7 separate regions of the Mus musculus genome follow, and all the other regions are linked to region 1. The links are chromatin loops, found by intact Hi-C in ENCODE. Cell type or tissue: left cerebral cortex. All regions are shown on one strand.

Region 1 (4,000 bases):
ATAGGGTTAAGAGAAGTTGTTTCCTCTTCAAAACAGATGTTAAAACATGCTTTAAAGAAAGAATTACCATTGTGCCATTTGGATGCAATATTTTCACATAATGATATTTATCCAAGATACCCTGTCATAGTCTACTCCTGTGTGTCAAAACCGGTCACTACATTTAAGAGAACACTATGAGGAAGCTCACGGTGCTTATCTCTACATAATTTCATTCTAAATGAATTCTGCTTCCCTGCTTACATGGCTGTGTGTGATGGTTCTTACTGATTGGAATGATCCGGGAGAGTGTAGAAAGCATTTTGTTGATGTATTTAAAGGCATACATACCACATGGACCTAGAGAATGCTTAATGTAAAAAAAAAAAAAAAAAAAAAAACAAAAAAAAACCCTGGGTTTTATAAAGCTTCCATCTATTCACGGTTGACCCTACTAAGGAGTTAAGAATCGAGAAAGTGGGAAAATAAAATACATGTAATAGTTTTCATAGTAGGACCAGGATTAATTTCAGTGCATTTAAGTAACTACATCTGCTTTTTAGCCAGGTAGTGCTCAGGATTTTAAAATTTGGCTTAATAATTATGTATATACACATAATTATGTGAATGTATAACACACACACATAGACATTTCTATAACTCTTCTGTTCCATACACATTTATTCCTCCAGTATCCTCCTACCATATCCAAGTTCAACAATCAGATAATGATTGATTGCAATTTACCTAAGTGGGAATAAATATACCCTCCTTTTCATGCGAAGCAAACCACTTAAGCTTCCATCTGTTGGAGACAAAGTGTTTTCTAGCAGCACCCTGGAAGAAATTAAAGGACGCTTACAAGATATGTGTGGGTATGTTTGTGTGCATTGATGTGTGTGTGTGTGTGTGTGTGTGTGTGTGTGAGAGAGAGAGAGAGAGAGAGAGAGAGAGAGAGAGAGAGAGAGAGAGGGAGAGAGAGAGGGGGAGAGGGAGAGAGAGAGGGAGAGGGAGAGGGAGAGGGAGAGGGAGAGGGAGAGGGAGAGGGAGAGGGAGAGGGAGAGAGAGAGAGAGAGAGAGAGAGAGAGAGAGAGAGAGCCCAGCACATGGCCTGACTTTAAAGTGTATCCTTTAGCTTCACAGAAACATTAGTGAGCATATTTAACAACCACAGAGGAGAAGCACGACTCTGGCATTCAACAGTGTGTTTCCAATGGTTTTTATAAAGAGGCAGATACAGTTGCTTCTGAAATCAAGGTATCTCCAGAATTCAGGGATGCATTTTGTCAACAGAGGTGTTAGTCTACTAGATCCCACGTAACCACATGCCCTCCTTTTAGAGACACCAAGTTTAAACCTTTCAGTACAGATTCCACCACAGGGACCCGAATCAGAAAGGTCGTTTTGAATAAATCAGCAAGTAATAGAAATGCAAAGGCTACTCTAGAGTAATTTTGTCACCTGAAACCATTTCAAGTTTTATAGGATAAATTAAAATTCTGGTACATTTCTGAATGGAAAGGTGGTACGGAAGGTGGGGAGTGGATGGGCCAGGTTTCCATTGCTTCCAATGAGTGTCATATTCCAGTGAGGTCATTTCCTGACTTCAAAGCATTCATCGGAACTGCCTCAGTCAGCCCTAGTGGTTATAACCTGATGTTTCTTGCAAGACACACTGATCTCTACTTATTCCACTTTTCAGCTGTGCAAGCCCGTGATGAAGAAAAGTCGGGGTCTCTCTGACTATCTTTGGGCCTGGACCCTCATTCTGAGCACACTGTCGGGAAGAAGGTGGGGGCATTTTCTTTAAAATCTGCATGACAATTTCTGTAATTTTTTATTTATTCCATCAGGGGGAAGAAAATTGTCCATGGATGAATTCATGACTAAGGGAATTCAGAAAACTTTACTGCAATAAAATTTCAGCTAAGACTAAAGAAGAATAGAACATGAAAATAACTTTCTTGTTTGGATGCTCACGAGAATACACTTAACAAGCTTTACTTTTAAATTTAAACTAGGAAATGTATGAATTCAACTCTTAAGTCTGAAACAACTTTTTAGTTTTCATTTGTAACTGAGCAAAAAATATATAATTTCCTAATTTATGGGAAAAGTTACTAGATAGTTATAAGTTAAGTTTTCAATAGGAAATTTTCTAACTATTTGCAAAATCATAGAGTAACTCACAAAAGCATGGAAGTTAAAATAATATTTTAGAATAAAAATAAGTTAAAATAATATTTATAACGTGAATGCCACATGACTAGAAACACATGTATATTGTGTTTTAAACCATGGTTAATAAAATCAATAGAGATAGAATATACCAGATGATTGCTGTAAAATACTAGATAAAAATTAAATTTTGCTCATTTAGTATTAATATCAAGAAGAAATGTTGTGAATCAATTTCAGTAAGTTGAACTAATAAATGTATTTTCTAATGATCCAATAAAGAACATGAGATTGTAATAGCATTTATCTAAATGATCAAATATTTTATATTGTTCTCTACTTTAATAGTTTTTTGTCTAGTCTATTCTTGTGCCTTACTAAAAGGTGTTCAGCATATAATAAAATCCTAAACTCCTTGAAGTGTAATAGGAAGTGAATCTTTATGAGTAAAAATCAGAGCTATGGAATCATCTGGAAAGGCAGACATTTCTGAGGATTGGTTTAAAATGAGATGCTGGCTGTGTTACTTTTTAGTATTATCGCATAAACAAATATCGGAAGAAGAAGATGCATATTACAGTCTGATACTCTTAATTTCAGGAGTTAAGTGATCAGTGATTTTTGAAAAATTATATGGAGTGTTACTATTATAATGACCTGTAGATGGAGTTAGTGCACAGTGTTTTATTACAGAGTTGTTCATGTGGAATCAAAAGCAGGTTCAGTAACTGACATTTCTCTTCAAAAATGAGTATTCAGTCTAGGGCATTCTGTGTTGTTATTAGTATTTATTCACTCCCAAAGTCATCTTAGTTCCTCTCCTGAGTTCTGTGGCAGTTGTAATTTAAATAGGAAATTAGATGTAAGGTTGAAGATGAGCCTGATTACAAAATCACAGTAAAGAAAGATTCCCATTCCAAATGGAATAACAGGGCTGGTTTTGTTTGGGAAGGGGCTGATCTCTTTGGTATTTGCATTCCAATTCAAACAATTGCTGACAGCAAGATTCATAAGCTTAAACAATTTCTTGTGTTTTACATAAGCTGTGGAAACACACCACACGCACAGATAAAGGTAACAGATACCCGGGATTCTGAGGGCTGTGTTAGCAGTCTAATCACCTTCTGTTGTTTCTCTAACTTATCATCTTTTCTTTCCTAATTTCACTGCTTCCCCCCTAAGAGTTTTCTCTATGGAGAGTTTCCTGAATCCCTAGATGTGTTCACATCTCTTTGTCTTTATCAACACGACCTTCCAGTGTCCTTGAAAGATGATGGATGGTATTTGTTTTTGTGACATTGAATTTTTACAAGTATTTACTTTCTGAAAGCCGATCTTGCTTTTACCTTACTACTGTCATCTGCCAATGAGACACGCAGGAAGTCACAAACTCACTGAGAACTTGATTTAAGAAATAAAATAAAACAACAAGGTGTTTAATTTTGCCAAATGAGAATAAGCTCTTAATCTGTGTGACATGAATGGATTAATGTTTAATTTAATGAAATGAAAAATGGTCTTGTGGAAATAAATTCCATATATTTAGTGCCATAGAGAAATTTTACGTATAACTATCAAGTTAAAACTTTATCAGAAAAGCAGTCTTTGAAAGTATATACAACTCAGTTAATGTCCATACAGTTAGGATAGGCATTCAAACAGAAGCAGTGAAGAGTCACATTAAAGTTTATACTTTCAGTATTGAATATCTTTTATGCATTTATCCATGAAAGAATCAGTACTAGAAAAATAAATTAACTTTGCATCTTTAAAGTGGCCATTATTTACATTCAGTCCTTCCTTAGTCCCTTCTATTGACTGTGGTTAATTTGGTGTATGGTGT
Region 2 (4,000 bases), 1.3 Mb after region 1:
TGTCCTTTCGATGAGATGTATGTAAAAGTAGATGTTACGTAAACTTAAATGGATACTGATAGCAGTAAGCCTCCGAGATGACAATTACATCTGGTAAATAAAAGTTACTTTTACAAGTGGGGTCAACTGTCCCCACCCCCACCCGTGTGTGTGTGTGTGTGTGTGTGTGTGTGTGTGTGTGTGTGTGATTATTTTTAAAGAAATCATTTGAAAACCTTTCTATTCTTTCAAATTGGGGAAGATACACATAATAAAACAGAAAAACTATATCAAAAGAAGAGAAAGAACACCAAGCCAATTAATTTGAAATAATAGTATAAATAATACAAGAACGTGTCTGAACAATGTGAAATGTAGCGGAGAGCCCCACATAGCCCAACACTGCGTTTTCAGCAATAGTTTTGTCAAGATGATGTCGTTGTGTAGCTGTTTCTCTGCACTGAAAACTTCCCTCTTGGGCAGAGGAAAGGTTCATGAGACTCCTTAACAACTAGGACTCAGAGCACAGCTCCTGGATGCTATCTGTGCAGTACCCATTGCAACTCCTCGGGTAGCTGCCTGCAAGTTGCTCTGGGAACTCCTCTAACACAGTCCATGTGAATCTCGCTCACTTAAGGGAAGGGCATTTACTAAAGCAACTGGCAGAGCTACCCCAACGTTTGTAAGCTGGACTTAAACTGACTTCTTGTTTGTTTGTTTGTTTGTTTGTTTGTTTGGTCCAAAGCTTTTATATCTGAGGTAATCAAAGAAAGATTCCCCAGGAGAAGTTAGTTATGCAACATCATGCTCTTTTCTGCCATACCAATAAGCAAAAAATAACATTTCGATGAAATTAAAATTCATGCAATGTGCTTTTTAATTCAGACTCTGCATTTATCTCAAAAAAATAAAATAAAATCTGTTTTCTGTGTTATTTCTTACAAATGTATGCAAAGCTTTGATTACAATGGAAATGGCACACAAGTTGGAGTTAAGCTGATACAGGATCAAAACCCACCTCTTCACTTCAATATGTGCATACATTACTAAATGTTGTTGGCCATGACCTTCAGGGGGTTCTAAATGGAATGAAAATGAAGTAAAACTTGTGAATTTCTGGGTACAGCTGCTCTTCTGATACCTCTTGTCTTTTCCATTTCGAAGCTGATCTGGGTGGAAAACACTTTAATTATTCCTTAAACCTAAAGAATGCTAAAACATAACAGAAAACAGCAAAAGATATCACTCGTTATACATATGATAAATCTGAGGCTGGGTAGAGATTTGAATCCAAGGGAGAACAGATAAAGTAAAACATTCCCCCTCTATCATCCCTCCTAAAACCCAAACTACAAGATAATGAAAAGGAAAGAGCTCGACTTCCAAACCTCAACGGGGCTCCTGGCCGAGTTTATCATATCCCGTTAATTTCCATTTACCTAGGCTCCACCACAAGCTATGCGAGGTGGCAAGCCAGCAAGTTGGATGAAAAGCGACTCCTTTTTTTCCTCTTGCTTAAATTGCTCCGTGTCCTTTTGCGAACTACAAAAGCTTGTATGAAAATCCTCCTGCTGAGGCCAGCTCTGGGACGCAGCTCAAGGGCTCCACCTTCAGTCGCAACGGAAAAGGAACCATTCAAAACCATTCCTTTGAGTTCTAAGGAGACAGATCTGGAATGGTTTTATTTCACGAAATGCAAATCCTACAGTCTTTGGTTTTGTTTTGTTTTTTACAAATAATATGGGCCAGACACTTATCTACTATGCACAGTAAGCCAGATAATCTTAAAGTGTGCAAGACTGACTATAAATAACTCAAGTAAACTGGTTGCTTAAACTACCTCATGGTCTTTCATGTCTTCAGGACTCCTGTCTGCTCTTGTGTTATTTAGCTGCAGCACTAGCTGATAAGCTTTTCATTCCATTTCTCCTATGATATTTACTATTGTTTTGTAGTGAAGGAAATGTTATTTCTTACCTAACATACCTGTTGATAAACTGCCAGTAGGTTTTGTTTTTTTTTTTTTTTTTTTTTTGACAGTTTCAATAAGTATATTGAATGGAATTATTCTTGGAAGAAATATTCTACCTTGACAAATGGAAATGATTCTCAGCTCTATTAAAAGGCATTGCTTAAAGGTTAAAGATTAATTTTCCAAGAGGCACTGGTATGGAATACAACAGACAAAAAAGAAAAGAAAAACACAGAAAATTAGTCCCATAATTCCACAGAATTAAACCCCCAAATTGAATTCCCACTTAAATTAAACAGTTTATTTAGTTAATCTCAAAATGAATGACTCCATGTTTTCTATTAAACATATCTTGTGGGGTTATACTTGAGAACAGTAACTAAAATGTTTAGATGTGTTTAGAGATTTTTTTTTCTTCCTAATGGGAAATTAAACTTACACATTAAAACTTACAGTTTTCTATTCACCTTATAATAGTGTTTTTTTTCCTTTTTTCCTTTGTTGGGGCCCCAGACATACCTCTAACAAAAGACGCCATAGAGAAATGTGAGTTTTGTGCCTCTCACTACTGTGAACGAAAATTACTGGAATTGTTGACAGAGATTAGAGATTAGAATTGCAACCTGTACAGAGTTTGGGATGTTGAAGATCCAAAAGCTAGTTATCACATCTTGGGTTAGCAGTTTTTGTCCACCTTTGTGTCATAACTAACATCTTGTAACTAATAAATAGAAACATTTGGAATTAATTAACTAAAAGTACTACTGGTGTGCACTGACCCAAAAACTAAGAATGTTATCAGGTAACATCCTGGGGGTATAGAAAAGGTTTCCCCCATCTGACTCTCACCACCTCTCTGATATATCCACCAATTTATTTTAAACTTGTTTGAATTTGTGTCTTTCTTTGCTCTGTGAATCTATAAAACTCCTTTCCCATTAGAATATGACAACTGGCAACCTAAATCTATGTTCCTGGGATGTGGTCACTAAGAATGGCTTCAAATAAACTAGCTTTTCTCTTTTAGATGAGAGCTGTGGCTTTTGTATCAAAACTGGTAAGAAAGAGGGGATTACTACTCTAAGAGAGCAAGAATTCAAATAAAGTTCAATTTTTATGACCCAGAGTTTTCATGGTCCTTATGTATCTACAGACTCTTTTAAAGGAGTAAATATTTGAAGCTCAGGGTAATTTCTTCTGGCTGAGCTTCATAACATTCACAAAATATCTTCTATTCTTCACAGTGATCCAACGGTTTGGTTCTTTAATGAGCCCTTGCTTTGTTGTTGAGAAGACAAAATACAAGTAAATCTAGTAAATTCAGCCTGGAGGCACACACCTGTAAACTCAGCACTCAAAACCTTGAAGAAGGAGAATCATGAATTTGAGGCAAATCTGGGCTACAATAACTCCATGAGTGGATGATAGAAGACAGACAGACAGACAGACAGACAAACAGATAAAATAAGGGAGATAGATGAACACAGAGTTATGTCGGCGGAACTAAAATCAAAACTCTTAATACCTACAACTATGCCCTATACAGCAAGCCTTCTATTAATTCTGCATGGACACATCCAATTCAAAATAAATATTTGAGTATTTCTATTTAACAGACATTATATTGCATGAAAATGCAGCATGGGCATGCTAGGGTAGATCTCTAAGAACTAAGAACAATTTCACAAAGGCTGGGGACCACCGTATTGGAGAGCAAGTGGGAAGACTGCTGAAGGTGTTAGACAAGCTCTTAAGTGAGACACAGCTGCATTCAAACCCCAGCTTCACTACAGCCTGCTGGTTAACCTAGGTCAAGTACTCAGCATTTCTAGGCACTATTTTTTTAATAAGTTGAAAAGAGAAAACACCAAACGGTTCTCTGTATTAGAGCTGCTGCATTAAATAAAGAAAATATCTAATTTCATATATATATATATATATATATATCAACTCTGTCAAGCTTGCAGACAGGAGCCTGGCATGACCACCTCCTGAGAGTCTTCATCCAGCAATGGATGGAAACAGGGTGCAGATCCACGGAGAAATATC
Region 3 (4,000 bases), 850 kb after region 1:
TTGATGTTCTTGTTTCCAAGGAAACATATATGGCTTAGTAGACAAGAGGTCATAATTCACCTCTGTATTTTAATTTGTATGTAAACCCTGTATCTTTCTTTTTATTTCTAAATTTTAACAGTTTTACAGTTTGTTCAGCTGTTGAAGCTTGGGAAGTGTAACATGATTATCAAGAAGATGGGTAGCATTCAATTTTAAAAACTGAATATGTCTCTCTGTGTGTATGTTTATTTGGACAAATGTGAGTGCAGGATAGTCAGAAGCTCAAAAAAGACATCTGATGCTTTGGAACTATTGTTACAGGAGACAGTGTACCTTCCAGAACAGGTGCTGGGAACCAAGGTTAGGTTTTCTACAATAGCAGCAAGGGTTTTCAGCCTCTGAACTATCTCTGTAGCCAACACACATTCAATTTTGATAGCTTATTCAGGGAGACATGACAGAAAAACACGTGAACTTGTTCTGAACTAATAGATAACCCCATGGATTCTACAATCAGAATTATAGAAAATCATATCAAACTACATCCATGCTTCTTATTTGTGATAAGCTATTTCTAGAAAATCAGAAGAATGCCTTTAGGAGCTCAAAGGCTTAACAAATGGCATGGTTTGGGTTTAACATGCATAATCTTATTTCAAAGTTCAAAAGTGTAGTCTCAACAGTTTCTATAATTTTGCAAAGTAGACTAGCAGTGTGTACTACAAGCTATAGGCACTCATTGAAGGAAATTTTCAGAGTTTGTTGTCATATGTAGTTCATGCCTGTATTTCCAGCATTCAGAAATCTGAGGTAGGAAGTGAGGCATAAATGAAGTACATACATAGTTCCCTGCCAGGCCAATATACAAAGAAAGACTTTACTTTGGTAATTAAATAAATAAATTCTGAAAATATACCTTCAAAGTGATTGGGTATTCTTGTAGAAATCCTTATAGAAAATATTTTTTCTCATTTCTTGGTAAAAATAAAAAATAAATGGCTATTTAAACTAACAGCCTCATTAAAGGTTCTACTTATATCTCTTTCTAAATCCTCACATACCCTTGCCTTGCTGAGGTTCAAACCCAAGGCCCTGTTCACACTAGGCAAATGCTTTATACTAAGAAATGCCAGTTGCCTGGGTCTTGATAAGCCGAGGTCATTTTAAGGAAATGATAACATCTACAACTGTACATGGAAAAGGGTGCATAACATATTAAAAGAAATCCTCTTAGTGCTTTCAGAGATCTTGATTTCCTTGTCAACTTGCTAGCATTATTAATAGATTTTTTTCCGTGTCTGTCAGTACCTAAAATGCATTAGGGGATGTTCCACTCTGACACTCAGTCAGCATTGTCGAGTGTCTTAAATATGTAGGGAAATATCCCTCAGTAAGGCAAGCTATCTGAATGACCTCTTTTTTTGGACTCTAGTCCTCTTCCTATTAATGAAGAGACAAAGATACTAACTGGGAAAGATGAAGAAGAGAAAAGCAGGCTGAAATGAATCTCAGTTTCATAACATGTCTCAAGAAGAGTCTACTAAAGGAAGATAGGAAAGCCATATTAAAATAGAGAGAGAATGACATCTACTGGCTAAGATAAGTCAGAATTGGCAGCTAGCAATGTATATTCCTTATAAAGTTAAAAATGCTTCTCTTTTCCTTCTATATATATCATGTAAATTAACGATATTGCAAGTTATCAACCCACAGTGGGAGAGAACCCGTCCTATTGCCTGTGAAGAACTAATGATGAAGCAGTTTATCATTAATTGGCTAACGTTGTATTTAAGAGTGTTTTTATGAATGTCCTTCAATGACTTTGATGTTATTTTTACACATATTTAATTATCTGCTAACTGTCTTATAAAATAATCATCATTGTTTTTTATGTGTGAATTTTTGTTTGAGCTTATTCATTTTAGTAACCATAAGAGCTTCTTTCACTAAAATTGTACTCCTAAGAATAATCATTGGAAAATTCTTTGTGACCTTGAATTTGGCAATTAGAATTTAGATGCTTTATTTACAGCACAGTCCCAGAAATTAGATGACTGATTGGAGTTTACTAATGTTAAGAGCTATTCTGCAAGGCATACTATTGTTTTGAGAGAACTAAAATTCAAAACATAGGATGAAATAAAACTCCCCGAATCATATGGTTGTTGAAGGATATGCTACTTTAATATAACCAAGAACTCAGGAAAACTCAGAGATAGAAAACCACAAAGAAATATTTTTAAATACCCCCACATAGTCTGATAAACATTACACCAAACACCCTAGGTCTGCTCTTTCTTGCTTCTCTCTCCATCATTCTTTTTTTTCTTTTCTTCCCTTCTCTCCATCTGTGTCTTCTCTATATCTCATCTCTTTTCTCTGTGTCAGTCATTCGCTCAGTCCCCTTCCTTTCCTCTCTTTCTTCTCTCGTGATCTTTCCACTTTTCTACTCTCTCCCTCTTCACCTGGATGAAAATAAAATGCTGCAAGAAGCATGGCTCCAAGTGTCACAAGGTTTGCTGCCATGAAGAACTATGCATCTAGTGCCTCCAAAGGATCAGAACAAACATGGAATAAAACCTGCTAAACTGTGAGTCAAAAATGAATCTCTCCTCCTTAGGCATTTTATCCCAACAAGAGGAAGCTGACTAACAAAGCAAACAGGGAATCTTCCTTAAATAAGATAGTCACTTGAAAATACTGTGGGTCTAAAACTGAGTGAAAAAAATTTAATGTTTCTTTGAATTCTATAATATATACATAAAAATTTGAGGGGATAATTTGATAAAAAGAAAAGCAATCAGATCCAGTGGAACTTTTTAATGAAGAGAGAGGGGATACTGAGACTGGAACCCAGTGAAGTAGGGCCAGGATGGATTTACATTCATAGTGAAGAGAGGAAAACAAACAAACAAACAAACAAACCTCATGGGCATGTTTCCCATGGTGAGTATTCAGCCTAGCCCTTTAAAACAGGAAATGTTTGGGTTATATTTTCAAAGTGCAAACCCAGCTAGTTACTGTAAAGCGTGGGAAATAAACTTGGGCTACCATGGAAGTCAAGGCTGTCGTAGTCAGTCATGTAGCCCCAACACATGTTTAACAAGGACGAGGTCCTTCAGATCACCTCTCAGCTCCATTATCTCTCCAAAAATGAGAGTCTGCCTGTAACTTGTTTGAAGACCTATAAGTTCCCCATTAATCAACCTTCTGTAAAGACCATAAACAAACATAGACTGAAGATTTCCTACAGGTGCTGGTGCTAGCCAACATGCATGGGGACAGATACCTGACTGATATATCCCAGCCTAATAGAGGGCATAGATGCTCTCTTGTTTTTCTTAAGACTGCTTCTACCCTATAGGTGGAACAACATTATGAACTAACCAGTACCCCGGAGCTCTTGACTCTAGCTGCATATATATCAAAAGATGGCCTAGTCGGCCATCACTGGAAAGAGAGGCTCATTGGACTTGCAAACTTTATATGCCCCAGTACAGGGGAACACCAGGGCCAAAAAGGGGGAGTGGGTGGGCAGGGGAGTGGGGGTGGGTGGATATGGGGGACTTTTGGTATAGCATTGGAAATGTAAATGAGTTAAATACCTAATAAAAAATGGAAAAAAAAAATTTGCCACAAAAAAAAAAAAAAAAAAAAAAGACTGCTTCTTCAGAGGATATATTCTGGGATTTGATTATCAAAACCCAATTGTTAGGGTTTTTAGTAGCTGTTATCGCACCCTTATTTTCCTTTTCCACTTTCTCTATAAAACCCATAGTTTTTTTTTTTTTTCCAGGTTACAGAGACTCTTTACATTTCTGCAAAGAAAGCTGAGATGTCATATGGCATTTAGAACAGCACTTAGGTATTTACAGGAGAGATCTGGGCTACAGTCTGAGGAAGCTGCTCATTGTATTTATACGCATAAAAGCATCAGAGAGGATGGAAAATGTCAAGCAATAGTGCTCATGCTTTTATCTGGAGAAAATATCATAGGAACAACTTAATTTGAGTAGAT
Region 4 (4,000 bases), 1.4 Mb after region 1:
TAATATGAGTAGTGTATAGAAAAAATATTATGTGAAGACAGAGAACAAGAGTGATGGGATGGTCCCCTGTACTGGCTAGTTTTGTGTCAACTTGACACAGGCTGGAGTTATCACACAGAAAGGAGCCTTGGGGAAATGCCTCCATGAGATCCAGCTGTAAGGCATTTTCTCAATTAGTGATCAAGTGGGGAGGGCCCCCTTGTGGGTGGTGCCATCTCTGGGCTGGTAGTCTTGGTTCTATAAGAGAGCAGACTGAGCAAGCCAGAGGAAGCAAGCCAGTAATGAACATCCCTCCATGGCCTCTGCATCAGCTCCTGCTTTCTGACCTGCTTGAGTTCCAGTCCTGACCTCCTTGGTGATGAACAGTAGTATGGAAGTGTAAGCTGAATAAACCCTTTCCTCCCCAATTTGCTTCATGGTCATGATGTTTTGTCCAGGAATAGAAACCCTGACTAAGGCAGTCCCCCCAGAGAAGAAACATCAAAGATGACTCCCAGAAGTCAGTGAGAGGCATGGCACTGATTCTCCCTCCCAGTCCAGAGCTGGGATCATTCTTGCCAACGTCTTGACTCTGCACACCCAGCCTCCAGAATAACGATGCAATAAATACCCATTGTATAATTTGTGGTACTTTATTACAATAACCATAGAAATCTATGTTAGGCAACAAACACGTGAGAAAGAAGAGAAGGACGTGTCACCTATAACAACAATGTGGCTACTTCCTTATTGTATTTTCTCTCACAAAGAGTTATTTGATTCTTTTCAGACCAAATAAAAATCACTAAGTGAGAAAATTGCCTTTGTGACACAGATTCAAAACTCATCTGTTTTATTCTGTTAAAACTAGATTTGCTCCTGGTGTAACTTAGGAATTATCCAGGTAAGAGCCTTAGCTATCAACTTAGGCTGTTCATTGTGATGTACACATGACCTCAAGTAAACTAGCTCAGGACACCTTGGGCTGTGATGATTTAATTTCTCTAATTAACTATGCTCGTTGATCAAAAAAGCTGGGGACAAAGGTCAGGCTTTCCCCCTTCCTCTAGCCTACTCCATTTGGTAACTAGCTTGGTCCTACTTCTAATGTCTGCCATGATCCTCCTTTCAATGCTACCTGGATCCATGTGTTTTGCTCTACTCAGGATGGTGTGAGAGTAAGGATAACATGGGGAAAGCAAAGGAATCTCAGCCTCTGTGAGATTCCAAGTGTCGGGTAACCATCAGGATGCTTCCTCTGCCTAGGAGATTATCCAAAGCTTCTCACCATTGCTGCTGTAAGTGCATTGGCATCCCACCTAGCCAAGAAAATGAGATGATAAATCTGTTCTTCCTAATATCTCAGCAGCCACCAGTGTCTCTTAAAGGCTACTTTACTGGTAGGACAGTAGGAGTCCTAGCTACCTGCTCAGTGCTGAATTTGGGCATGAAACTTATTTGCTTTTTATCACCAGTAGGTAGCAAGAAAGCAGAATTCACTGAAAGTGGCTGTCAAGATTGCAAGACAGCCTGGGGAATCTCAGATTGCTGTCATCGCAAGCTCACGTGAAAGCGCAAGCAAACATAAAAGCAAAGCATGGTTAGGGGTGTAGCATCACTCAGGAAATAAGCACCCAGTTTTGTTTTTGATACTGTGATCTTTTTTATTAGGAAAGATGGCTCTTCATCAATAGCAGAGGCTCACTCAGAAATGCAAAGAACATGACAAATGTGCCAGCATATGCATTTACAATGACAAATGCCAAGCTGTTTTATGTAAGAAGACTTTGCGATGCATATGGCTGAAGCAGAAATAACGCTGCAAAGCCTCAAGGAATGTTCTCCATTTCAGCACATTCTTTCTCATTCCAAGCCTGCCCGATCCAACCAGCAGACGTACTTTGCTTCAGGATTGCTTATGCCTTTCGGTGAGCCCACGAGATTTGGAATTGGACCTCTCCTTTTGATTCTGCAACTCTCTTCGCATAAATTGTTCTATTCATTTCAAACAACCATCCCTGCAAACGAGGGTTATCTCTACCCTCACCCATTACTAACTAGATGGGCCAGTCTTCATCATGGTTTCATTAGACTCGCCCTGTTTTAAGAAAAATCAGTCATTGATCCCAAATGCCATGTTTTAACTGGCAGGGCCTGCCTCAGCTGCCATGTGAAGAGAGAAGATTCTGAGACTGAAGAGAGAAAGTGCACACAAGAATAAGCCATTCTCACTAGGAAATGCAAAAAATCACCAGCTATGCCATTGTATCTCTCCTGTGTACCACGAAATTCCATATTCTTTTAATTATTATCACAAACGCACAGGTCATTTTAGTCCTACTGTCTTGTATTTAGTTACTTTGTCACATGATTAAGTTTGTTTTTATCCACATAGTAACTGCCTGGCATTGCTCAGAGAAATGAGGTTAGCAAACTTAACTTAGAAAAAGACAATTCTAACCTGACTCATTATGAAACATTAACACATGCACTTCCACTCTCTAGCCAGATTGCCTCAAAAGGTAATGAATAAAGACGGAATCAAATGAGCCATTTTCATGAAGCAGCAGATGGAAGAGGTAATTTTTCAAACATAGGTATAGGTCTATAGGGTCAATATTAATAAACTACAGCGACTTCAGATAGTAAGAGTTAGAACATTCCAGAAGATTCTGGGGGGGGGGGGGAATGGTGCTTCAGGAAGGAAAAGGCACCAAAACCAATCTCTTACTTTTGAATTTCTGAGCGTGGATGTTGCATGTAAGGAACATCCTGTGAACAAGCTGGTGTTAGATTCAATCCTGGAATGTATAGCCTTGAAAGTGAAATTCACAACCAAAAAAGAAAAAGAAAACCCACATGAATTAAAGCTCCCATGGTCTATTTTTAAGTATATTTTGGAGTGGGGGTAGGGTTAAAGCCAGCACTTAGAAAAGCATCCTTCTCTTGGCACAATGATTTATGTGTTTCAGGTTGGCAGGAAGACTTCACTTCCAGTGATATTCTCCAATTGTTAAAATAAAATAAAAAAGTCCCTACTGCTTTCTTTGCAATCCATAATTTTGTGTTTTTAATTTAGATAACTGAAATGTCTCAAAGCAGAAATAAACTGCATATTCATGAGCCCTGATTTGCTGTAATCATTATTTCTAACGCTGTGCATCGGTGAAGACTTGAGTACCAAATCCTATTCTTGGTCAATTAAATCAGATGACTAAAAACTGAGAGAGCAGGGGACCTCGTTCTTCCTTTCCTCTTTGAAGAATTCTGTTGGTCTATCAGAGGTCAAATGTCCTTGCTCCCAACCAGGGCTGATAATTAGTTGTTTCAACATTGGCAGGAGGGATAAAAGTCTATTTAATATGCTAACTACGGGACTGTTAATTTTTCTTCAATAAGTTTTTAGTCATAGACAGCCAAGGGACCAAAGGGAAAAGATAGTATGTTAAAATGAGCTGAGTAGGTGGCTGGAGAGATGGCTCAGTGGTTAAGAGCACATGTTCTTCTTGCAGAGAACCTGGGTTTGGTTCACAGTGCCTCGGACAGCTCACAGTCACTTTTAACTCCAGATCCAGTGGATCTTACAACCTCTTTGGGTTTCTGTGGGCACCACATTCATAGACACATACCCATGCAGAAAAATACACATATCCATGTAATTAAAAATAAACTGAAAGTCATAAAGAGATGTCACAGCTTCCTTAGCCATCATCCTAGACTAAAACAAGTATTTAATTTAGGTTCGTTATTCCAAAGAGAAGGTGTGCATAAGAAAAAGGGGTTCCAGATGCCACCATTGATTTGCCCGCAGAAGCCCTCTGTAAAAATAATTAATAGTACACAAACCAGGCTGTGTAATCTAGATCTATTATTTACTAGATTTAGAATGTTGACAGAAGTACTTCAGCTGCTTCAGGAAGCTACTTCATCTGCAAACTGGGGGTGAGATATTTATATCATAACATACTCAACTAAGACTAAAAGATTTACATTTTATGAAGGGCCACCATAGTAATTGAGC
Region 5 (4,000 bases), 240 kb before region 1:
GGCTTAAGTTTGGATCTGTTTCTCAGCAAGGTAAAATAGGAAAACATTCTATACATCACATGCGCCCACAACTAAGGAGAGGAAAGAGAGTGCACACAAAGCCCAAAAGACAGCTTGGGCTGGAGCTGGGCTGTTTCTTATTTGCAAGGCAATCCCATTACCTCCAAAATCTGGTCTCAGACGAATGTCATAGCCTTTCAACAGTCTGTCCACCGTCTCTTTAACCAGCGACATATTACTAGGGTCATTGACACTAAAGAAAAAAATGACAATAACCAGGAATGAATAAAGAAGACAGCACGGCATCTTCAACAGCCCTGCTCACAGAGAGGTATGCAGACAGAGCCCTGACAAGTGAGAAAGGAAAGGGACACTTACCTCTGAGCACAGACAGCGGCGATTATTAAGGGAAATGACCAAATCCCAAAGTAGCCCCTTTTCCGGACTCTCCACATCCCTTTAGGTTCTGGTGGGATTGAGGGATTCACTGAAGAGAGGAGATCCAACTTAGTCTGCCCAGTGCAGTAATTCTAATGTGGAGCGCATGCGCACGGCGTACCAAAACATCAAAGGGGCAGCGGCGGCTGCCGGGGACCGAGATTTCCTTGTTTAAAAAAATTAAAGGGGAAAAAGGAAAAGAAGCATATATATGTGTAATATGTACATGTTTGAATAATATTAAACTACTACCCCAGAAATGCATCCAGAGTAAAATCTTCGTTGGTTTTTTTTCTTTCTTTCTTTAAGACAAAAGCAACCAGAGCGTCTGGTAAGTTTCTGTTCTAGGAGGTAGTTGCACCTCACGACGTGGTGGGATTTTAGAGAGAGGGAGAGAGAGAGAGAGAGAGAGAGTGTGTGTGTGTGTCCCCTTAAATATTAAAAAGAAAAATAGGAGTAGGGTGTAGGGAGGAAGATTGGTTCCTGAAACCCTTCTCCTCCCGGTCTAAGCCAGTTGAAAGGGGCAAGGAGTTGAACTTTATTTCCTTAAGAATAGCAATCCCCTGCCTGGGACAAGCGGAGGAGGTGGGGGTGGGGTGGGAGCGCTAGGGGTGGGGAGGGGAGCAGTGGGAACCAGAGTCCGAGGAGGAGAAAAAAAACCAATGGGAGGAGTGCTGAGCAAACGTTGGATTTTGAGCGAGGGGGGGTGGGGGTGGGGAGTGGACTGTGAATATGAAAGAATCGGAATGGCTTTGAGAAGAAAGGGGAAGGATACAGGAATCCAAAGATGCTCGTTTTTCCTGGGAGTCAAGGGGCGAGCTTTTTCTTCACTACTCACGAGTGATTTCTTTCTCTTCCTCCTGCTCCCCCTTTGCCCCCTGTTCCCTGGGAAGAAAACCTCGGGGTCCTGGTTTCTGGCGCTGTGACGCTCCTGACCCGCTAGTCCAGCTATTTATAGCAGGAGGGGGAGGGGGCGAGGGGAGCAGTCAGGCAAAGGCTTCTCTGGGTTTGGGTCTGACTCTGCACTAGGAAATTATAAGTGGTCAGGATGAGGTGTGTGTGTGTGACTGAAGAACAAAAGAAGTGGGGGCGTGAGGGACAGAGGGTGACAGGCGTTCCAGCACAGGTGCGGGGCCAAAAGGCATCCAGTGCGAGGGCGGGTTGCGGGGTGGGATGCGCTCCTCTGGCCCCCCACGCCTCGCGGACGCACGCGCACCGCGCGCGCGCGCGCGCGCACACACACACACACACACACACACACACACACACACACACACACAGACACACACGAGACACGTGCATTCACAGTCCTTGCCACCCACCACTCCTTACCTCACCAGCAGGAGCTCGCCGCCCACTACTGTGGCCCAACGGAGCTGCACCACTGCCGCTCTGCTCTGGACAGTTGAAGCTGCACCTCTGCGTCCAAACCCAGTGGTTCACAGAAGACAGGCACAATGAAGGAACCCCGAGACCGTTTGAGCCACCAAATCACCTATCTACACACCACAATTTTCCCTCATCCCTTTCCTAGCCCAAGGGGACCCAAGGCTGCCCCCTTCCCTCCAGCTCCAGGCTCAACACGGACACCAGATCCAGACTCATTTCATAGGAAAAATCATTTCCTCTGCTTGGGGCTCGCTGGAGGAGGGGAGGAGTTGCGGGGGGGGGGGGGGGAAGAGGATGCCGAGAGCACCGGGACTGGGATGCCCTAGAGTCGTGTTCCTCGTTTTATCCTGAAGACAGGGAGGGAGTACAGCAGGTGCATCAACTACCCTGGCACTCTTTGATGAAGAGGTAGAAAGGCAGAACTCAACACTGGGTCCTGGACCCCAGTATCCAACCTAAATCTACTACTGAGCCTTGTCATTTACCGAGAGTCCCTACCATGTGCAGAAAGCCGCGCTTAAAGCAATATTAGCTCAAAGTTGACTCCTTAGTGACCCCATTTTACGGGTTTAGAAACTAGCACATCGATCGGAGGAACATGTCCAAGGTCATTTCTGTGGAGAAGGGTGGAAAGTGAGTTGTGCTTATAAAGCAGTGTTTCTAACCCTTAGACTAGACTACCTCAACTCTTAAAGTTCAGAACCTCACACTCTGCTAGCTCTCTGCTGCCACGCGGGGGACCTCCAAGCGCCCACTGCGCCTGTGGGATGGGAAAGCTCACAGATTACAACAGACTGGTGGTCCAGCAGGTCTCTCTGGTGAGAGCAGAGACCAGATCCCCAGGGATCGCAGCTAGCTTGGTGCTACAAGATTCCAACTGAAGGCTTTTTAGTCTCCACTGTGACCACGTTCAGCTTCCCCTTTTGACCCACATAGTACAAGACACCCCTACCCCCACTTCCATCCCCTTGCGCGCATCTCAGGAAATTAAGAGTTATTATTCTGGGGCAGTTTAGAGAGGTGACTCCAAGGGAACTGTGGAGAAGGGATGGTTGCCAGCAGGAATCTGATAGTTTCCCTAGGGCAGAAGACAAACCAAAGGGAAATAATCTGGGGAAGTTTCTAGGTTAAAGACAGGTAAAACATAGCACCATAAACACAGAGCAGATGCATCACTGCAGGACTATCTGCAAGGCTGGAGGCTTACATGAGAATGCGCGCGCACACACACGCACACAAACACACACACACACGCACACGCACACACACACACACGCACACGCGCACACACACACACACACACACACACACACACACACACACACACTCACGCACGCGCACGCACGCACACGCGCACACACGCACACACACGCACACACTGGTGTGGGGCAGAGGCACCTTTTGCTGACTTCCTTTTCTTTGCTCTTACAGTAATAGTAACATTCAAGACCAATGTAATGAAAAGAGAAAAATATGTTTCAATAACCAAAAGATTCCCAAAGTAGTTAGCCAATAATTTGATCAAGTCTTAGAAAATTCCTTTATCTCCAAAAAAACATCTCCAAATACAGACTTCTTTCTATTAATTAATCCTCTTATCCATCCATCACGTTCAGGAAGGTTTTCTAGTTTGGGCTGAAAGTATGAAATTCAGGAAACAAAATAAATCACAAAATTCTCTCACATCCATCCAAAATAATAATAGTAATGCATTAAATGATTAAATAAGTGCATATTGAAAATCTATTAAGAATGGGTCTTCTCAGACACCTAGAAATAGCTGCAAGACACTGATGCTTCTAAACTGTGGTCTCCTTTATTTATCTAAGTCTAGATAAATGTTAATACCGTTTTCTCCATTGGGTTAATGCTGAATGATGTAATCACTTGAGTAGCATTTGTCATGTGATTAGCACATATTAGCAGTCTTTAATGAATGGATACAAAAGCAAACAATGTGGAGTGGCAGTCATCTTTAAAGACTGGAAGAACACAGATCGGATGCAATTATTATAAATTTGCCTGAGGAGAATAAAAGAGCAGCCATTTGGAGAAAATCAAAAGAGCCTTTTGAAGGATGAGAAAACAGAATGTCAGAAGAGGGAAGGAGACCATTTGCCTCTATGTGGTAGCTCCCGGGGACATCTCTTATCCTTGACTCCAGGGACTAATA
Region 6 (4,000 bases), 980 kb after region 1:
CCCATTTGCCAATATCAGACTTCACAACAGAAACTTTATAAGTGGAGAAAAAATGCTGTGAGGCATTCACAGTACTGAAGAAAAGTCACGTTAACAAGTAACATAGTACAAATCAAATTGATCCTTTAGAAATGAAAAAGGGTAAAGGTCTTATCAAGCAAAAATAGAGACTATATCTCTAGCTAACCTGTTCTACAGGAAATGGTGAATAAATTTCTTTATACTACTTACAGTATAAAGGACTCTTCTCAGTAAGAAGAATGCATCAGAAGACATAAAGATTACTGACAAGAGTAACTATGTCATTTCAGAATTCTCTAATATCATTATGCATGGTGCATCAATCATAGCTTTACTCTGAGTACTATAAAATGAAACACATAAATACATTAAGTGGTAGGCAATATGGAAATATATAAAAATGGAATATCAAAAATTCAATTTGTGTAAAAATGGATCTGTAAAATTTTATTGCTATCTGTTCTTGTTTCTTTTTAAGTTTTATCTTTAGAGTTGTGTTAGGATGCGACCATTTCACAATAACTCTTACCATAAAAATACGTTTTTTGAAAGCCTTATGGTAACTGTAAAACAAATATCAATTACAGAAAAGTCAAAAATAATAAGCAAGGAGAATTAATGAACTGGAAATGTAGCTAAAGATTAACTGCCTTATGTTAATGTGTGGGGCCCTGGGCTTGAACCCAACACTGAAAATAAGAGTGTTTGCATTTCTTGTTTGGCATTGTGGCACATACCTCTAATAAAGGGGTCTGAAGAACCTGGCACAGGAAGACTGTGAGTTCCTCGGCCATCTAAGAGAATTAATTCAAAACATGAGACTAAAAGTAAGTCAGGTCACCACAGCAGAAGACAGTAACAAGGAGTGGGGGGAGGATAGAGAAACTCAATAAAACCAAAAAACAACATGAAGCAATTCTTCAGTTGAATCCTATGAGAGGTTGGATTAACAAACAAGACCTAGACATGTGTTGAGCCAAGAACTCACACTGCCTTGAAAGTTATACATATAGCCGGGCATAGTGGCGCACGCCTTTGATCCCAGCACTTGGGAGGCAGAGGCAGGTGGATTTCTGAGTTCGAGGCCAGCCTGGTCTACAAAGTGAGTTCCAGGACAGCCAGGGCTACACAGAGAAACCCTGTCTCGAAAAACAAAACAGAAAGAAAGAAAGAAAGAAAGAAAGAAAGAAAGAAAGAAAGAAAGAAAGAAAGAAAGAAAGAAAGAAAGAAAGAAAGAAAGAAAGTTATACATAAAGTGAAGGTGAAATATGAGATGAGATATTCTATGTGATGAAAATCCAGAGAAAGAAGGAGTTGGACTACTTAAGTCAGATATGGAGCACAAGCAAAAAGCAGTTAAAAAAGAGACAAGGACATTCATTGTATAATGGCATCTTAATTGACCAACACTAAACAGACTCTAAATGTATTTGTATGCAATGTCAGAGCTTCTAAATGCATAAAGCAAATAATAAAAATAATAATAATCCTGGAGGGAAAGTCAGACTTCAATTGTTGGGATTTCAACACTGCACTTTTAGCAATAGACTTAATCATTGAAGCAGACAAGAAACAGCAGAGGCAAATTGCAAAAGAGATCAAGTGAACTTGCTAAATATTCATTCCTTTCATTAACACATTGAACATTTTCCAGGATAGATCATGTGATAGGCCATGAAACAACACTCAGCAAATCAAAAAGATTTGGAGCTCTATTAGGCAGCTCTTAAGACCACATAAAAATTTATAACAAGAAGAAACAACCCTTTAGAAACTATAAAATGACAAAGAAATTCAAGAGTTTAATTTTTAAGTTTATGTATATGCGCTTTCATAATTTTATATATGAATACAATGTACTTGAATCCCATCTTCTCCATCTTCCCTGCCACAGCTCCTTCTAAACTCTAGCTTCACATCTCCCTCCCAGCATCTCCATTTCATCCCCCTCTGCCTCCCCCTCTTTCTCCTCCTTTTCCTCCTGTTCCTTCTCCTCCTCTGCCTCTTCTACATATGTTTCTACTTATAATACAGTTAGTACAATCTTCATGTACATGAATGTAGTGTGCCATCTACTGGAAAATAGGAAACCTAACATGGGCCACACCACTGAAGAAAACTGATTTTACATCCCCAGACATATTCAAATGTCAATGGCCTTTCAGATAATTATAGATTTCATGATCCACTTACCTCTACAAACAAGAATGCTGGCAAGCTTGATCTTATATAGATCATGTGCAAGCAACCCTAGCTGCTGAGTATTCATGAGTGCAATGGCATCATGTCAAGAAGATATTATGTCACAGCAAGTTTCCCCAGCCTGTGGCTCTTACAATCCTCCCCAGTCACTTATGCTCTACATTTTGGTAAGCTGTGAGTCTTTCTATTAAGCACTCCTCACTGCATTAATAAACTTCTCTGAGGGTGGACAGTAGCTGCACTAGTCTACTAATAAGAGTGTCAGTACTTAGAAAGCCAATTGAGACTGAGTCACTTAAGCAAAATAATAGTACTAGGGCCCTAAGAAGTCTCCAGACATGGGTTAGTGGCTAATTTAACAGTGCTAAACATTAGATTCCTCTTATGGAATGAACAAGTTTGTCATCGACTGACTTGTTTTCCTGTCAATTCTCATTACCTAAAGACTTTCTTTTTTTTTTAAATTAGATATTTTATTTCCATTTCAAGTGTTATCCCCATCCCTGGTTTCCCCTCCAAAATCACCCTATCCCCTTCCCACTCCCCCTGCTCACCAACTTACCCACTCCTGCTTCCTAGCCCTGGCATTCCCCTACACTGGGGCATAGAGCCTTCACAGGACCAAGGACCTCTCCTCCCATTGATGACCGACTAGGCCATTTTCTGCTACACATGTAGCCGGAGCCCTGAGCCCCACCATGTGTATTCTTTGGTTTGTGGTTTAGTCGAACTCTGGGGGTACTGGTTAGTTCATATTGTTGTTCCTCCTATGGGGCTGCAAACCCCTTCAACTCTGTAGGTCCTTTCTCTATCTCCTTCACTGGGGACCCTGTGCTCAGTCCAATGGATGGCTGTGAGCATCCACTTCTGTATTTGTCAGGCACTGGAAGAGCCTCTCAGACATCCACATGAGGTAGGACAAAAGTTCTCAACAAGATGGTTAATAAATAATCATTTGAACTTATTTATATTTACATGGGTATGCTTTGACCATATTCCAGCTAACTATATCCTCTTGTAACGGAGCATAGATTACTAATAATTGTATCCTTATTGGGAATTAAGACACTAAAATGCAAAGTAGTTAATTAGCTAATGTTACAGAATAAGAAAAGCTGTGAACTAGGCTCTGTTTTCACAATGCTCAGTTTAGTGCCTTCTTCTAGTGTCCACTCATCAGCTGGCTGCTTCAAACATACAGTGTATTTCTAATCATGGGAATGACCCACCAAGGGTCAAGAAGGCACATTTGAGTATCAAGAAGAAGATGACATTGTGAGCATGCTAGCAAAGGCATGAGCTAATACAGAGCAGTAGTAGACTAGAAACACAGAGAGGTTAGCATTACCAGGTAGCCTGAGGGCTTGAGTGCCAAGATGAATTGTCAGCTTCACATTGTATACAGTGGAGGATGCAGGACCTTCCTAAGCACAAGAGTGAACATTCAAAATGGTGTTCTCCCAGCATTCATCTGGTAAGAGGGTGGCATTATACAAAAAAGCACAATGGCCAAGGAAACACAGCAATATTTTGAAAACCAGAACAGCATCATAGACTAGAAATAATAATGAGGCAGATTTGTTTAAGCCATCTCCATTGCCATCGACAACATGCCAGATTTGTTTCTTACCAGCTAAGAAAAAAAATGCCCTCATATTCCATGTTTGTTTTTCCCCATTGGTATTAATTATATCAAGAAATATTGTCAGTAATTGAAACCTCAGTTCTTTATTCCCTAAGACTTGTATTTTTCATGGTAGTATCAATTACTTGGAGT
Region 7 (4,000 bases), 1.1 Mb before region 1:
ACCCTGGACACAGCTATCTGTCTCTCTGTTGAATTTCATCATCTGCATTTAATAACAACCTTTCATTTGTGGGAATACACAGGTTAGCTGCAGGAGAAATGGCATTTCCAAAATCATTTTCCATTACCTGCCTAATTCCTGTGCAAGACTGGGCCCCTTAACATTATGAGCCAGAGAAGATTATGAGGACTGTGGTGGTTTGAATAAGAACGGGCCCCACAGGCTCATAGTTTTGAATGCTTAGTCACCAGGGAATGACACAATTTGAACAAGATTAGGAGGTGTGGCTTATAGGAGGAAGTGTGTCACTGGGGGTAGGCTTGGAGATTTCAAAAGCCCACACCCAGGCCGAGAATGTCTCTCTTGGTCTCCGGACCACCATGTAGTTCTTAGCTATTGCTCCAAGGCCATGTCTGCTATCATGCTTCCAAACGGAAGACGATGCACTGAACCTCTGAATCTGTGAGCAAGCTTTCAATTAAACGTTTTCCTTTCTAAAAGTTGCCTTGGTCATTGATGTCTCTTCACAGCAATAGAACAGTGACTAAGACAAGGCCCCACCCCTCTCTGAAGGGGTAATTATGTTGGTAGGTAATTAGGGTTGCTGGGTAAGGGAGAGTCATTTTATTCAGCATTGCAGCCACTGCCAAGGTAATTTTAAGAAACACCCACTCACCCACTCACCTATAACTCACCCTAATTAAAATCATTTGTTCAAGAAGTGTAGGAAAATACTTTCTTTGGATTTCAGTCAGGCGTTTGGTTGGCTAGTCTCTCTACAATTATGTCAGTGGAACCTTCCCTCAGGCCTTCCTGTGAGGGGTGAACCCTCTTACAGACGGCTGCAGAGAGAGTGTCTGTTCAGCTATCTACAGAGGTATGACTTTGAGGAAATAATATGTTTGGAGGGGCATGGGAATATGGGCTTTGTGCTTCATTCACATAGTAAGCAGCCATGTTTATTGAGGGTGGCTGGTAGGGTTGCTGAGGTGCCTGGGGACCTATGTAAAAGAAAGGTATGCATTTGCTCTGGCTTCCCTCTTGACAGTTGGAAGGGCTGAGTGCCTTGACCCTTCGTTATGGATCCCCTTAAACAACAGTTTCTCAACATCTATGTACTGATCTGAAAAAGTCAGTCAAGGTCCTCCAAGGGATTGGAGGTTTTGTTACCTTTCCCCCAAAGGGTTGATGCCTCCTCAGCTTCACTCAACTCCTGAAAACCAACCCCATTCATGATCTCTCCGACGGCAGTATCACAGTATCATCACAGGATGTTGTACTCAGAGCACCAGGGGCAGAGCAGGAAACTGATGTCTTTATGGGCTTTTCTATTCTCTGTGTTTATGTGTGCATGAGATACAGACTGATACAGCTGCACAGTGGACCACAGGCTTGAGATCTGTCCAAGAACAGTCCTACACCATAGCCAGCCTCCCCAAATAGCTTTTAGAACCAATTGAGGGCCCAACTGGAGAGGTTGGAAAACCTGGGAAGAATAGTTTTAGGGAAAAGCTCCTGAAAGAATTTGTTTAGAGTCACCATAGAAACCAGAACACCAAGACTTGAAATCTGGGCTCCAGTTCTTAGATCCAGACAGACTCAATGTCCTCAACAGGATTCCAGTGCCTGAAGCTCTCCCACCCCTGCATAACCCCAGTTGCAGTACCTCCTTCTATCCGGCTAGGTGGCAGCAGAAGGCTTCCAGTGGAAAGCATTCCACAGGGATCTGTCTGACTTGGTGCCCAGTTTGGAGTCTGAGAGGGCTGCAGGGGAGATGTTTTATGGCGGTGTAAAGAGTATTTCAGGTTTCCCCTAAATGATGATATTATACTTACTTTTGTTTGGACTGCAGCCCAGATTTACATGGTATGGAATTGTCTTTCTTTAGGCCACATTGCTGCCTTATGCTAGATTTGAGATGAAATTAGGGCGCCCTCACCACTATGAAACCCTGCCTCTCAGGAGAATGTCATGTGGTTCTGGTTCCCCATCTGCCCCCCTGGTCTTATCTTGAGTCATGCATCTCTGGTTAAGTACACAGACACTGCTTACAGACTCCCAGGGTTAGAATACCACCTGACCACTTGCTAACCATGGGACTGTTGTGTCTTTATGTGACTTCTCTTTACCTCACTGTCTTCTCTGAGGTTGGGATGAATGACTGCAAATGGCACTCAGTTTCTTTACAGTGCTTCTCATGAGAGGATAAGAGAATATTTTTGAAACAAGTGTTTTGCTTCCATGGAACCTGGTGGTCAACAAGTATACAAGTTCTCAGCATAGATCTCATGAGCTCATGCAACTCTTTTTCCCTCTGAAACCATGTGACCAGACCTAGCTGGCCTCCTCAATGATGAGAAACCATGCAGGAAGGAAGATACCAGTTCTTCAGCTGGGGTCCCAGTTACATGTGAGCTCCATTGACATCAGGCAAAGTAAGGGTGAGGCCAATGCATGGAGCTTTGAGGTAGTGGTGGTGCAGTTGAAGCTATTGAGCCAGGTTAGATAAGTCTTTACCCTGCAGGGTTGCTGTGGTGTTAGATAGTGATGTACAAAGTCTAGCACACACTAAAGTAACCCAATACAGTTATTAGGACAACATATTTGCTGTGGTGTTAGATAGTGATGCACAGAGTCTAGCACGCACTAAAGTAACCCAATACAGTTATTAGGACAACATAATCCCAGGCCATTGTCTGTTGCTCTCTCTCTCTCTCCTTCTCCCTCTCCCTCTCCCCCTCTCTCTCTCTCTCTGTGTGTGTGTGTGTGTGTGTCTCTGTTTCTCCCCCCCCACCCGATGCATGTGTGTGTGTGTGTGCATGTGTTTGATGTGTGGTATTTCTGCACATGGAAGACAGAGAAGATTGGATATCCATCTTCTACCATTCTTTGCCTTGAAACAAGTGCTCTCCCTAAACTTAGGTTCACAACCACCTAATCCCAGAGAGTTTCCCCTTTCTGCCCACCTCACACCTTTGTCAAGTACTAGGGTTACAAGTGCATCACCCTACACATAGGTTTTTAGGTAGGCACTAAGGATTTGAACTCATATCCTCATGTTTGTGCTGTAAGCAGTCACATTGACAATGGATGGAAAAGCCCAAGTCAGCCTAGGTTTTGGGTGTGTGCTAGGTTCACAAGAGAAAAAGTAGTTGCGTTAGATTTCCTGAATAATGTTGCATGTGCCGCTTTCAATTCTTGTAGCCCAGAGATATAGTTTGTGCTCCACTTTCACACTGGGCCAAGTATTCCTAACACCCTGAAACCTGGGAAGGTAGGTACAAGTGATGGCAGGCCCAAGCTGCATTGAAAATTATCTAGTAGAGACTTACTAAAGTTTCTTGGATAGATACATAATTGAGTACAAAGAAGGACAAATGAATAAATATTCATGATAATAGTAATGATAATGTATAGGTAGAATAATAGGATTTCAGATTGGTAGGAAATCTATGGAAAAACCAAGTTTATTTTTCTTTCTAAAAAATGATGACATGTTTCCAGTCTATCAGTAAAAAGATTATACACATATAACATGTACTACATACAGTCACTAGCATTATATTACAGAGGCAATGTTAGAGCTTCCCTCTGAGTGAGGTGGCACATCAGACAGTCACACAGTTGGTTTGGTTCATGAAGAATGGCAAGAGTAAGTGACCACTTGTGACCAGCTTGGCCTAGGCTCCCCAGCATGTGGAAAACTGTAAAAATGGGGCCATCACAAGCAAATGGAGTTGGTTGGTAAGCAAGAAAAGAGCAGCATCCGAGTGCTGGGCAGAGCACGGGCTTCAGGAAGGGCTGGGGGCTTGCATAATCTTTTGTTTTCCCTATCCCCTCTTTTCCTTCTGGGGTGAGACTCTGTTACTACTGCCGACTGCCCATGCTTCTGAAAACTTCAACGTGCACTGCATGCGATTTGGACTCAGTCCTTCTGCCAGGAGGTAGAGCTGCTGAAACTTAATTTGCAAGCATGGTGACCTGCTTCAAGGTCCTTTAA

The links. Hi-C counts contacts between places; a loop is a spot of excess contacts. Peaks named below come from ENCODE experiments on the same cell type or tissue, not always from the same donor. Only the 100,000 strongest peaks of a DNase experiment are listed, where the experiment ranks them.
Region 2: a loop joins it to region 1, with 5 times the contacts of the local background. A loop is called at or near these places in 7 of 42 quality-filtered maps.
Region 3: it touches region 1 in a loop (4-fold over the local background); 5 of 42 quality-filtered maps call a loop at or near these places.
Region 4: it touches region 1 in a loop (5-fold over the local background); 6 of 42 quality-filtered maps call a loop at or near these places.
Region 5: it touches region 1 in a loop (8-fold over the local background); 9 of 42 quality-filtered maps call a loop at or near these places.
Region 6: it touches region 1 in a loop (2.4-fold over the local background); 3 of 42 quality-filtered maps call a loop at or near these places.
Region 7: it touches region 1 in a loop (2.6-fold over the local background); 2 of 42 quality-filtered maps call a loop at or near these places.

The regions. Positions count from the first base shown.
Region 1 is chr11:42,177,330-42,181,329 of GRCm38, reverse strand. Gabra1 (gamma-aminobutyric acid (GABA) A receptor, subunit alpha 1) reads left to right here. Exons shown (of 10, transcript NM_010250.5): 2 at 1,682-1,770. The coding sequence starts at 1,697. Among named protein-coding and RNA genes, the nearest start is that of Gabra1, 3.6 kb to the left of the region's middle. In left cerebral cortex, CTCF peaks have their summits at 1,634 and 2,813 (motif pointing right); DNase peaks (open chromatin) are centred at 791, 1,246, 1,571, 3,027 and 1 more place; H3K4me3 peaks cover 3,791 bases; H3K27ac peaks cover 2,035 bases.
Region 2 is chr11:40,924,908-40,928,907 of GRCm38, reverse strand. No RefSeq gene overlaps it. Among named protein-coding and RNA genes, the nearest start is that of Ccng1, 170 kb to the right of the region's middle. In left cerebral cortex, a CTCF peak has its summit at 1,585; DNase peaks (open chromatin) are centred at 555 and 1,561; H3K4me3 peaks cover 665 bases; H3K27ac peaks cover 1,148 bases.
Region 3 is chr11:41,331,444-41,335,443 of GRCm38, reverse strand. No RefSeq gene overlaps it. Among named protein-coding and RNA genes, the nearest start is that of A230004M16Rik, 380 kb to the left of the region's middle. In left cerebral cortex, a CTCF peak has its summit at 1,587 (motif pointing left); a DNase peak (open chromatin) is centred at 1,457; H3K27ac peaks cover 310 bases.
Region 4 is chr11:40,782,364-40,786,363 of GRCm38, reverse strand. No RefSeq gene overlaps it. Among named protein-coding and RNA genes, the nearest start is that of Ccng1, 29 kb to the right of the region's middle. In left cerebral cortex, no CTCF peak of the experiment used is centred here; DNase peaks (open chromatin) are centred at 1,799, 2,433, 2,840, 3,466 and 1 more place; H3K27ac peaks cover 4,000 bases.
Region 5 is chr11:42,417,805-42,421,804 of GRCm38, reverse strand. Gabrb2 (gamma-aminobutyric acid (GABA) A receptor, subunit beta 2) reads right to left here and starts at 1,031. Exons shown (of 9, transcript NM_001362647.2): 1 at 379-1,031; 2 at 162-253. The coding sequence starts at 455. It overlaps Gm34591 (a long non-coding RNA gene), which reads left to right and starts at 590. Exons shown (of 3, transcript XR_388590.4): 1 at 590-769. In left cerebral cortex, no CTCF peak of the experiment used is centred here; DNase peaks (open chromatin) are centred at 517, 1,370, 1,808 and 2,459; H3K4me3 peaks cover 2,623 bases; H3K27ac peaks cover 2,518 bases.
Region 6 is chr11:41,200,465-41,204,464 of GRCm38, reverse strand. No RefSeq gene overlaps it. Among named protein-coding and RNA genes, the nearest start is that of Ccng1, 450 kb to the right of the region's middle. In left cerebral cortex, a CTCF peak has its summit at 2,111 (motif pointing left); a DNase peak (open chromatin) is centred at 2,021.
Region 7 is chr11:43,261,724-43,265,723 of GRCm38, reverse strand. It overlaps Atp10b (ATPase, class V, type 10B), which reads right to left. Exons shown (of 23, transcript NM_176999.3): 23 at 3,439-4,000. Among named protein-coding and RNA genes, the nearest start is that of Gm12146, 39 kb to the right of the region's middle. In left cerebral cortex, a CTCF peak has its summit at 1,681; a DNase peak (open chromatin) is centred at 1,691.